Regions from separate parts of the Homo sapiens genome. Here region 2 is linked to region 1. A link is a contact called in ENCODE Hi-C data. All regions are on one chromosome and are shown on one strand. Each heading gives the region's core, a stretch centred on a gene start or an enhancer-like site at or near the end of the contact. The rest is flanking DNA. Distances are from core to core; before and after follow the strand shown. Region 1 holds the start of ZNF519 (zinc finger protein 519). Region 2 has its middle 56 kb from the start of ZNF519.

Region 1 (6,028 bases), core at 746-3,245:
ATTTACAGTTAATTAAAAAAACCGAAGTTGAAATAAGTGAGCAAATCTATACAGGGGGACAAACTCAGGGAGTGGCAGTGCTTTCTGGAACAGGGACATATGACTCAAGTGTCAAATCAGGCCACCTTATCCCTTGGGACTTTCTATCACCCCCATACTCCTCACTGAAGTGCTCAATGCCCACCCTCCCAGGAGACACTGCACTGTGCCCCACTGTGCTTTTTGCTTTGCAGGTTCTTGCACTGCCTCCCTGGGGTGGGTTTTTCTTGTCCTTCAGGTTAGTTTCTCTCCCTTCGCAAATATAAGACAATTCAGAAGACAGGAATAGTCTATCTTTTTCTCTGAATACCAGCATCTGATTGGCTGACAAGCAATGTGTTTCCATGGAATGAAAACTGGGGTTGGGGGAAAAAAAAAAAAAATCTTAAAAATCCCAAGGGATTCTTTTTTTACAGGAAGGGTAAGCCTGGATATTTCTCTCACCCCCAGGGCATTCAGCTGCTCCTTTGAGAAGCTGCACTCCCATCCCTCAGTGTGTCCTCTGGAAGATTACCAAAGGGCTGCTATTCACCAGAACTCCCAAAATACATGGCTCTGGTTTGTATCTTGGGCCATCTCAAGACAGTTCTAAAACTCAGGACTAGAAAAAGGCCCGAATGTGGCTAAGGAAACATTGCCCCATAAAGTTTCCCAACGAAAACCTCAATCCCAAGATGGCCTAATAAGGGCGTTTGTGCTAAGGGAGGATACAAGGAGAAACAGCAGAAAGATTTTTTACAGTTGAGTGCCAGGGGATTATTTTCTGCTTTTTTCTCATGTGAAATATTTGTAAGTAGAAAATAAGTATTTTACAAATTGCCATCCACTGCTCTGTGAAAAAGTGATTAATTCAAATACTGTTTCTGAAATGTGCAATAAAGGACAAAAACAGTTGATAATGTATGGGAGCGTAGAAGTTGGCTTTGGGGAATGTCAGCAAGAAACCGGAAATTTAAGATTTTACTTCAAGCCAGGTTAGGCTGGCAGAACAGAGTAGTGGATGTGAGACCCTGCTTGCCACACATTTGGAAAATGCAGGCGAAAACCAGTGTCTTTGATTAAAGTTAAAATAATTACATAGCAGTCATTTAGACTGAAGTGGCTCTAGTGGTCTAGGCCTCTATGTAAAAAAAGAAATCTAACTCAAATGCATTTTTTTCTAAGTTACTACCTTAGGAGGAAACGAAATTCAAGCTTAAACAACTACAAACCTCCAATTAATCCCTGATTACATAACCAGGAAATTTCCACCCAGACACTCCAAATAAAGCGACTACATAACTGTACCCAATTATTTAATTGTCTTTGCTTCCTCACACACCTTATACAAGCCTTTCTTTCAAGACCTTCTAGTAGCCCCCCAACCACAAACCATTGCTGAGCGCTGTCCCATTAATTAATCACTGTTTACTCATATAAGCTGTCTATGTTTTAATGGCGCCTCAGTCTAATTCCGAACAGGGTAAGGTAGGGACGGGGGACCCCACGGACCACAGCTCCTTCCACGCAGGAACCCTGCACACCGAGTCGGCGTCTTTCCGATGACTTTCGCCTCATCACCTCACAACCTGGGGAAGATGCAGGGCTGCGGGCGCAGAGCTGCGCAAAGAGGGCTACAGGCTGGGGCCAAAGCCGCCGTGCAGGGACAGGACAGGACGCCCGGAGTCCCTGCACCGGAGGGGACTGAGGGCTGAGCTGCAGACTCGACTCGCAGACTAGGTCCCGTCACCGCCATGTCCAGCCGGTTCCAAGGAGCCCCCTCCCCAGTCTCGGTACGCCCTGCCCCCCACACTCACCATTTCTCGGCTTCAGGGGTGTCCTGGAGTCTTAGCTATAAATCATTCAATGCCAGCAGGTCACAGAGCGACGGAGTGAGTGGCAGAATCACCGAAGTCTCCCGGAGCAGAGGACACAAGGCAATGAAGCCCTAACCCCGCGCTCTGGCTGAAGTGAGACAAAGGCCGCGCCAGATTCCGGAAGCCGCCCCTTCCTCCCTGGCTGCGCGCCTGATTGGACAGTTCCCACCCCAGAGCCCTGATTGGATAGTAGTGCAGGCACCGCGACCTCAGGCCTTGCGTGTCAGAAGATGCTACCATACACTGCACGGAATGAGCCGAGAGTGACAGGCTCTTGGCTCCAGTCACTTTCAGGCAGGGCTTTCTGTCTGTGCTGCGCCTGGCTCTGCCCAGGGGTCATTTTTTTAGCATTGTGGTGTATAACGTTATGAAGGTTATGTTCGTTTATAAAACACACACACACGTTGTTCACAAATGGAAGCAATATAATGACAATTATTTAATATTTCAGATTTCATAACCTTTCTGGCCGCCGGTCTTTGGAGTGGGACACCTAAGATTTTAAGAGAGAAGCAATCCTCTAAAAAATAAAACGTTAGCTATTGTGAATTTTAAATGTCTTATTAGCCAGATCAAAAATAGTAATAAAAAGAGTCCTGACATGGTGGCTCACGCCTGTAATCCCAGCACTCTGAGAGGCCAGAGGTCAGAAGTTCGAGACCACTCTGGCCAACATAATGAAGCCCTGTCTACTAAAAATACAAAAATTAGCCGGGCATGGTGGCGGGCGCCTGTAATCCCAGCTGCTTGGGAGGCTGAGGCAGGAGAATCGCTTGAACCCAGGAGGTGGAGGTTGCAGTGAGCTGAGTTTGTGCCACTGCACTGCAGCCTGGGTGACAGAGCAAGACTCCATCTCAGAAATAATAGGAATAATAAAAAGAAACAAGTGAAATTGTTTGTAATACTCTTTAAGCCATTATACCCAAAATATTATTTTTCATGTGTGGTCAACAAATAATTATAAATATTTTGGATCTAAATCTTTTAAACTCGCTGTGTATTTTATGTTTGCAGCACATTTTACTTCAAACCAGCAGCCATGAGGGCTCTGATGCTCCGATCTCAGGGAGGTGAAGGCCTGAACACCTCTTTTTTTTTGTATTTCTAGGCTATTTATGATTTTTAACACAGACTAAATCAAATTACTGTGCCTGAAAAATCTTTTGCTTTGAAGGCAAGTGACATAAAGACAGAGCTGCTGATATTTTTTCCTGCTGCAATTTAGCCAATCAGCAGAATATGCTTTGAAGGGTAAAGATGTTTTCTAAGACCCCACATTCAGGAGCAGCTATGGGGCAAATCCCTAAAGCACACATAAAAATCACATACAGCCAATGTATTCCTCACCCTGAATCAATGCTTCTCACCCTTGGCTGCATATTTCAATAACCTTGTAGAGGAGTGTTTAAAGTCTTCAAACCCAAGTTGCAATGGGGTAATTAAGTCAATCTCTGGAGTGAGACCTAGGCAACAGTGTGATTTAAAGCTCTCGGGTGATTATAGCACACAGCTCAACTCCCATGTTACTGCTTTAAACCAACATCTTTTGGAGAGCCAGTTGAAATTATTTCTCAAATTAACATAGAAGTGTTTGCTGCTGAGTTGCGGCCTTTCAGTCTTGATTACTTACTTTCTATCCTTTGCAGAACTGACCTCTGCTACTTGTTTTGTTTCTGATTCACACCAGTTCCACACACACTGAGTGCACACTACGTACAGGGCCCTGTGCTAAGTGTCCTGGCCGTGGTGAGTACTATCGTGGAGGAAGGACTTTGCTGTAAAAAATTGCATTCCCCAAAACTACAACCATGCTACTTACTCAATTGAGGTAAAAATGAAAGATCGAGGGGGACCCCCAAGAGTCAGGATGTGAATAAATACCTTGGAATATTAATACCCATCTCATGATGTCTGACACTAAATGCCTCACTTTCAAACAAAACAATACCAAACATTGCTATTATTCTGTTAAGATTAAATATGTAATATTTAAATTTTATTGAATGACATGCATACAGAAATATATGTCCAAAGCATTAACATAATGCTCAGTAAATTATTACAAACAAATACATTTGTGTAGGCATAGGATAGAACTAGCCTTGTTTCTGCCACACAAACCACTTTCTCTTTTCCTCCCCTCCAAAAGTAACCACAATCTTAAGAGCTAATGTTGTAGATAAAGTTTGTCTTTTTATACAATTATTTTATTAGAGAATATTTTAAACATATATGCAATAAGCAATGTAGTATAATAGACTGATGCTCAGCCTAAACATCTACTAATTATGTGCCATTTCTGTTTAACTTCTACTTCAACTCATTCCCCATCCCCACTTTATTATTGTTTTTAGTTATTTTCTATGAGATAAGATGTATATACATTGAAACATACAATCTTTTCTGTACCTTTTTAACAAATAAATACACTCATATAACCTTTTCCCTTTTAATTATAGAATTACCCCCACTTAACAATTATTAATATGCATGTGAATCACCTGGGAATATTATTTAAAAACCTGATTTTGATACGATATACTTGGGTTTTGCCTGAAAATCTGTATTTCTAACAAAATAGAGATCCATAGAGCACATGGTAACTACAAGGTGTCTTTTATCTAAAGCGTATAAAATTTGATGAATAAAATTAAGAAAAATTGAGCTCAGGTAAAAGAATACATTAAAATGAATATGCAATATGCTATCTATAGGAGATTTGGTTACTAATGACTCACATTCATAGGTGGCCTTTACAGAATTACCCAAAATGAGTCATTTACACACCAAATGCACACAATTTTCATAGCTTCCCATTAAAATTATATTTAATGCCTTTACAAAATCTAACTCAGCTTTCTTACAAAATAAGTAACAACATTTTATATGACATTATAAGTTCCATCTATATTAAACCTAAACTTACATAATTTTATTAGGTAGGGTCTGTGTGTCTACCACCCAATATTCTTTTGGGTTCCACCATTTGCACAGGCACCACAGCTGAGGAGCACAGATTCACCACACACAAGATGTTCCCTGCATCTTTTTCTTTCTCAGGGTATCAGTTTATCAGTCAATCAAGTCATGTGAGAATGGAGGTCATGTATTTCCTGGCATAGAGTGTCTCATGGACCCTCTCTTCAGGGGAGAAAAATACTAGAAGGTTCTTTTAGGGGGCACTTCCTGGGACATGGGCTAAGCCATGTAAGGGATGAAGGCTCAGACCAGCAGGTATAGACTTCTCAGAAGGGAAAGATGAGGCAACCATTCTGAATCTGGACCTCTACCACTGCTTGTCCCATCTCATCAAGACAGTTCTGAGGGATTGTTCCTAATGTCTGGATGGTGGAGGTTGGGGAACAGTATGGGCTTTGATGGGACTCAGGTAAGATCCGTCATCGGAAGGCAGGAGGCCAGTGCTCAGCATCTGAATTTGTGTCCTTGTGGACAATGGGGTGCCTTTTTAGGTCCAAGTCCATTTTCACCAAAGAGGAGGCTGGAGACTCTGAATGGCTCCCAGATTCCATTTATGATACTTTTTGGGGTGGGGTCAGAATGGGTCTGAGTTTCAGTATCTTTGGGGAATTCTGAAAAGTCTGTTTGGGGAATCTGGAAAGACCTCTTGCCTGGTGCCCAAATGCTTGGTTTTCTGTCCTGGATTTATACATTCTTGGGAGCCAGAGAGCCAGTTTTGCATTCACACCAACACAACTGAGTCAGAAGTGGAAGCAGCCAAGACAGGTGTCTTGGTGACAGGTGTCTCATCTTTGCCTTAGTTCCTCCCATCAGTCTTGGTAAAGAGTCCTGGAGTCTGGAGCTGCTGGGGCTTTCCTGGTCCCAGGTTCTGCTTTTCCTTCTCATTTGGCCCAAAAGCTATGGGACTGTACCCTATCCTAGCACTTCACTGGGCATCTTCTGGTTCTGTCCATGTGCCCTAAGACTTGGTAGCTCTTTCGCTTTCTCTGTAGGTTGAAGAGAAGGGAGGTCAGTGAGTCCGAATCATCACAGGCAGCTTTCAAAGATTAATCTTAGGATGATTTTTTGAATTTAGGTATTGATTTCCTAGGACTGGACCCAGACAAGTGACATACTGGGTGTCTGAAAACTTATGATGCATTAGTAATATTCAC
Region 2 (6,468 bases), core at 2,949-5,448, 57 kb after region 1:
AACTGGAGCTTTAATAAATGACACTATCTCTTACTCTTTTCTCTTTTTGGCCACATGTCCAACTGATAAAGGGAACTAGCCATGCGGGTGAGAGATGAGACTGAAGTGATTGCTGCACTAATTCTCAGAATTGTGCATTACAGTGACCTGAGGACATTTTGTTAAAAATCTACAAATGTAGGCTTTCCCCTGAGGATTTTGATGTAATAGACCTTATAAGGCCTGAACATTTTTAAAAACATTTTCTTGAAGCTGGGCACAGTGACATGTTCCTGTAGTCCCAGGTTGAGCCTGAGTTTAAGTTCAGCTTGAGCAACATAGTGAGACTCTTGCCTCTAACAACAATAACACCAAAAAAAACAAAAAACAAAAAACAAAAAAAAAAACTCTCAAGTTTCGGATACACTCCTGATTAAGAACCCCAGAACAGATAAGTGCAACATATAATTTCTGTATCTCAAAAACGTAAGAAATCTCTAGAAGAATTGGCGTTTGATAGGTGCTACTTCCTTCGAAGTTCTCCTTTTCAGTAATATTAGCCTGACTTATCTGTCTTTCTCTACATCAGTGACTAGGAAGTGAAAGGAAATATTACTGGTAATATCTCTCAGCTTACAGAATAACACCTTTCCTTCCCAACATTAATCATTCACTGACATTCAGAGAGTTTTTAGAAATTTGCTTATGGGTAATCTTTCAATAAGTAGAGGCTGACCCTTTCATGATTTGATGTCCCTTTGTCACCATGCACGTGATTACGTGTCAACAAATGTTCATTACAAGTTGGGCTTTCTCAATTAGAATAGTAGCAAATCCTGAACTATTTTTTTTAGTTGAAGTTGTATTATGAACTAGCTCAGTATGTTTGTTAAGTTTATAGAGCTTTAGCATAACCAAAATGTCAGTTTTAAACACTGAAGTCCATGGAGTTAATAAAAATACAGATATGAATTCTTTTAATAATTTAGTTTTAGCAGTCCTATGAACCAATTATCTATTTGGTTAACAATCTGGGAAAATTATATACAAATATATTTTAAATGAATAAATGTTGGAAAAATTCTTGAAGCAGGTATTATGAGTCTTTTTAAGCAATTTTTATTATATATGAGAGCCTGAGTTTTTGGTAAAACATATGATACTAGAGAAAGAAAATATTTTACATGCAAATACTTGGATTATACACAACCATTTAGTAACACATTAATAGCGAATATAAAAACACAAGGGCTCTATTCTAATGTGGTACACAGATTTGTTTGTTTGCCTCTATAAGTTGAATCAACATGTAAAATTTAGAAGACTGGTGTAGAAATCTGGACTTCAGGCTTATTCTAAAAAATCAAATCTGGTGTCCCCTGAGTTTCTATCACTGTTTGGTCTGCTGTGCAGAGGTTGCCCCTTTAGAGAAGGCGTGTATTCTCCAGTTTGCTGCTGTGCCCACCTTAGTACTTCCTTTACTCAGGCAACCTTCCTTTGTGCTTGTAAGTATTTGAGTTTACAACTCCTATCTTATAGTATATTTTGATAAAGATTTCAAGGTTTTTAAGTCAGCGTGTATTTGTTATAATATATAGTCTATAGAGTATATAAATCCCTCAGTTATGAAGTTGAATTTTGGAATTTAGAAGTTTTTGAAACTCTTTTCTTTATATATACCACAAATAATTATCTGCCCCTAAGAATGCCTAGAAGACTTTTTAGGTTATTCCTGGTTATAGTTGGATAATTTATGAATATTGCAGACATTACATCTTTCTCCTCAGCGCTCTTCCTTAGAAATGCAAGTGACTTACTGGCTTTTATTATGCCAGAAATAATTCATATGGATCAGTATGAGAACTTTTATTGATAGGCCATTATGTTTTTATTTCTGATTTATATTTTGTCTAAAATAAAAAATAATTTTAAGTAGCCCTTTAAGTGGAAGCCAATAAAAATGGATTTAAAAAGTAGAGCTGCCCTGGAGTCCCGGGATTACCATTATAATTGAGAATAGTATTTCTTACTGAGTTTTGGTTTTTTAAATATTTGTTCTTAAGTTTTTTAAACCTATTTCTCTTACACAGAACATACTGAGCTTTCTAACAGTAAAGATAAAAATCTATTCTCTTGTATTAGGGAAAAAACCCATGGACTATCTAATAATAAGGAAAATAAGTGCATTTGAAGCCAATCTCTCTTAATTCAAAGCTCATTTCCATAGTGACCCATTTGGAGCAGGAGTGCCTGACATTGACATCTGGGATCCTGACACCATTGATAGAAGTGAATCAAGCAAGTTTGTGCCACCCAGAAGAAACCTCCACCTGCATTGGGAAGCTCTGGCAACTGTACCCCTAAAACTCTTAATTCCTCAAATGTTAATGTTTGCCACAAATAGTATTGTCAAATGGGGATTAGGTACAATTCAAGAGATTTCTTGATTATTGGACATAACATACAGTTTTATAATACTTCTCAAATGCAGATGGTCATGGAGTCCTTCTCTTGGGGTATAATACTTCTGGTAAAGCAAATATTCTTTGGAATATAGTTTAAGAAACACTGCTTTAGTGAGAATAATTTAGATCATTAATTTATGTAAAAAACTTAAAATGTTTGCTACTATGTCTTAGGGTTTTGGGGGTATAGAGACAAAAGATACAGACCTTGCCTCAAGAAGCTCTTGGTTTCAGTGGGACACAGTGAAATGATTACAATGTACCATGCTAAGTGCTGTGATCAAAGCAAGGATTCTTGGGACTGGTAAATGTCTAAAGTGAGTTTTGGCAATGACCACAGTTAATCCGGGGAGACAGAGGAGGATTGTTTGCAAGGCAAAGAGCAGCACATCAGAAAGCACAGAGTGAGAAGGAAGGGACTGCTTTTCTTTTACTTCCTTTCTATATTGTATGTTGAAGTTCAAAGCACCTTAGAGAAGATTTTCAGTTCAGTTGAGAAATATGTAATTTTCTGAATTACTAATTTTTTCTGCTGTTTTATAGGACAGTAATACCCCACTTTTATTCGCTATAATTTGCAAGAAAGAGAAAATGGTGGAATTTTTATTGAAAAACAAAGCAAGTACACATGCCGTTGATAGGCTGAGATGGTACAGTAGTTCTTTTTTTTTTTAAATAAAAACTGTGTATTCTAGAGTGGTAACAGTCACTGAAGTCAGAAATATTAATAAGAAGATTAACGTAATTATTGGCATATAGTGAAAAATATCACCATGAATAATCAGATAGATCAGCAAATATTTGGACTGAGTAACATAAAGAACAGTATATAGTAGGATTCATCTTCTCCTAAATATAGAGTGTTTGTTATTTATAATTGGATGTTTTTGGTACTGTAATCTTGTATTAGCTAAAGGGTTTTGTATTAGCTTTATTAAGTTTTTTTGGAGATGCAATCTGGCTCTGTTGCCAGGCTGGAGTACAGTGGTGTGATGGCTCACTGCAACCTCCACCTCTCAGGCTCAAGTGATTCTCCTGCCTCAGCCTTCCAAGTAGCTGGGGCTACAGGTGCACGCCGCCATGCCCAGCTAATTTTTGTATTTTTAGTAGAGATGGGATTTCACCATGTTGGCCAGGATGGTCTCGATCTCTTGACCTCGTGATCTGCTCTCCTTGGCTCCTCAAAGTGCTGGGATTACAGGCATGAGCCACTGCACCTGGCCAGTTTTATTAATTTTTAAAGTGTGGACTTTTAGTTTATGACTACTAGCATTGTCATTATTATTATTGTTGTTGTTGTTGTTGTTGTTTTCAGCCTGCAGATAGCTCTTATCTGACCCCTAGCTGATTTGAATTATATATCAGACTAGGAAAGCAATGGCGAAATCTTCATCTAAATCTTTACCTACTTTAGATAAGTGACCTCAGCACAGTTTCTTGGCCATCAAAGGACTATGAGTTAGCAACTTGTATTATGTCATACCCCAGTGGGACAAGAGGCTTCCTTGTTGTCCTTTTCTTTCAGCCTTGGTGATAATTTACAAAGATGAACACTTGAGCACCCTAGATGCTTATAGACCCAAGCTAGTACATGCAAAATGTTATTATGTCTACACTGACAGGTGGATATTAAATTGGTAAAGTGTATCAAACTAGCTGTTTAAAAAAGTCTCTATTAAAGTTCTTGAGTGGAGTGATTTCTTTGTTATTTTAGAACAGCCCTCATGCTTGCTGTGCACTATGACTCACTGGGTATTGTCAACATCCTTCTTAAGCAAAGTATTAATGTCTTTACTCAAGACATGTGTGGACGAGATGCAGAAGATTACGCTATTTCTTGCCGTTTGACAAAGTAAGTGTTTATGTTAAAAGGCCAGTTAATATTGAATTGAAGTTTAAAATAATTGCAACTATTCCATCTTATACATTAGGTGAGAGTTCCTAGTTTGGTTCAGATAGTTTGAAATAGCAATGAGTTAGTCTACCTTTTAGCCAGAAATCAAGCAGAAATCTAGATTAGTTAGAAGTAGAGTGCAAGATATTTTCAGGATTTTTAAGACCTTTATCCCTAGGGATCTCAATGTTGTTCATTTTATCCTAAGTATAATCCCCATGCATGGGATAAAAAGAGCCACATTTTTTACTTCTTTTCCTTTCTTTTCTTTTCTTTTTTTTTTTTTTTCTTGAAACAAGGTCTCACTCTGTTGCCCTGGCTGCTCTTGAACTCCTGAGCTCAAGTAATCCTCCTGCCTCGGCCTGTCACAGTGCTAGCCACCATGCCTGGCCTGACTTTTCTAATTAGTTATTGGGTCTTGAAATGTCCAATTTAGCAGAAAATCTTGTATTTTCCCCTGGGGCTATCTCCTGTGTCTTCCTTCTTTGAATTTTCCAAGAAGCTAAGGAGTTTCCTAAGTCCAAGGAAGGGAATCTTTCTTTACAAGTCAGAAGAAGGGGGAAAAAGGCCATTCTGATCATTCTGTTGTTTCAATGGACTCATTTCCTGTATTGTTGCCATTGTAACTAGTCCTGCAATCTGATAATGATTGACCTTTGCCACCAGGATGACTTCACTCATTCAGACCCCTCGGTTTTTGTGGTGATTCATACATACAGTTCAAAGCTATGGTGTTTATTAATTTATGTACTTATGCTCAGTCATTGTTCCCTGATGCCAGCACCCTGATCTGGCAGCTAGGCCTCCTAGCTTTACCCACACAAATATTGAGCAAGTTGATCCTCACCCTACACTAAAAACCTTATTTGGAGCCCACATCTTAGCTATACTTAGCCTAGGCATTCATGGTAAGTTATCCTTTGAGACCCGTGTTTGTCTGTTCTTTAACCAACATTAGTTGGGATTGCTCTCAACAGTCAGGGATGTTCAAATAATGTTGCAGGAAAAGATTAGGGTTCCCTTTCCCTTTTGCTATCAGATCTGTACCTTGAGGCTTTTTTACATCCTGTGGAGCAGCTTTGGTTAGATAGCAGAAGGTTCCATGTTATCTTTCCACCGAGTAGTGGGAACCAACTTGCAGTTGGCCCCTCAAGTAATGTGTCTCTATGATAATGAAAATCTGGGCTAATCACAACTCTTCCTGGAGTTTTAAATATATTTTAAAATTCTACCTCACAGGAAGCCATTCAATAAAATTCTCTGAATCTAAAGTAGGTGAGTTGGATTTAACAGAGCTAAGCCTCATCCATGACTCAGGAGTGTCCATGTATCAAACAGGGCTTTGTACTTGTTTCAGCAGCACATATTTTAAAATTGGATCAATACAGAGCAGATAAGCATGGCTGCTGCCTAGGGATGGCACATAAATTCAGAAAGCATTCCATATTTTGCATAGTTCCGGGAAGGTCATTTGACTATTTGTCGAGTAGCTCCAAGGAAGCAGTGTGAGTGAAACCAAAACAGAAGACACCCAATATTGAAATTGTGATTATAACTGTGAAACTACTGATGTAAGGTGATCTCTGAAATGAGAACAGAGCTGAGTAATAAGGGGATGTTACTTGTTGCCGGTACATGTCTTGGAAATGACAAAATGTCAACTTGCATTTCCTTCATGGAACTGAAAAGCAATAAAAGCAGGGTTTTGTCTTGTATGTTAGTTGGAGAGGACCATGGAGATCCAGTGTCCTAGCACAGATCTGCTGGCTCAGAGTTTGAGGAGGTAGAGAAAGAGTGGTAGTTGTCCAAGCCCAGGTTTTGACACCTATTAGTTTTCTGCCCTTGGTGTGATTGATGAGCTCAGTGATGGGAGACAATTAGGTAATCTATTTTAATCAGATGAGTTATGAATTAGGTAAAATGCCCTGAATTACAAGCCACAAAGAATACAACTAATAACCAAAATTAGCACTTAATAACATTTTCTGCAAACTGCAACAATTGAATATTAGAACTTATAGAAAAACACACACCAAGCAATAAAGTTCAAGAATAAATCATTTCATTGCTTTACTATTTCCTGAACATTTAAACATGTAATCTTATTACATCTTCCTAACAACCTACTGA

What was found. A loop is a pair of places that touch in the nucleus more often than their neighbours do. Pooled maps may share reads with other maps.
Region 2: a pooled map shows a loop between it and region 1 (4-fold over the local background). The contact joins the enhancer-like site here to the promoter of ZNF519 in region 1. A Hi-C loop is called at or near these places in 6 of 50 pooled maps.

The regions. Positions count from the first base shown.
Region 1 is chr18:14,130,440-14,136,467 of GRCh38, forward strand. It overlaps ZNF519 (zinc finger protein 519), which reads right to left and starts at 1,996. Exons shown (of 3, transcript NM_145287.4): 1 at 1,836-1,996. The coding sequence starts at 1,838. RefSeq lists enhancers at 1,183-1,704, 1,607-1,946 and a silencer at 2,197-2,256.
Region 2 is chr18:14,185,018-14,191,485 of GRCh38, forward strand. It overlaps the pseudogene ANKRD20A5P and the pseudogene RNU6-316P. Among named protein-coding and RNA genes, the nearest start is that of ZNF519, 56 kb to the left of the region's middle. Within about 2 kb of position 4,199, at least 4 of the 41 ENCODE cell types and tissues checked have a DNase peak (open chromatin) inside an H3K27ac peak, as active enhancers do.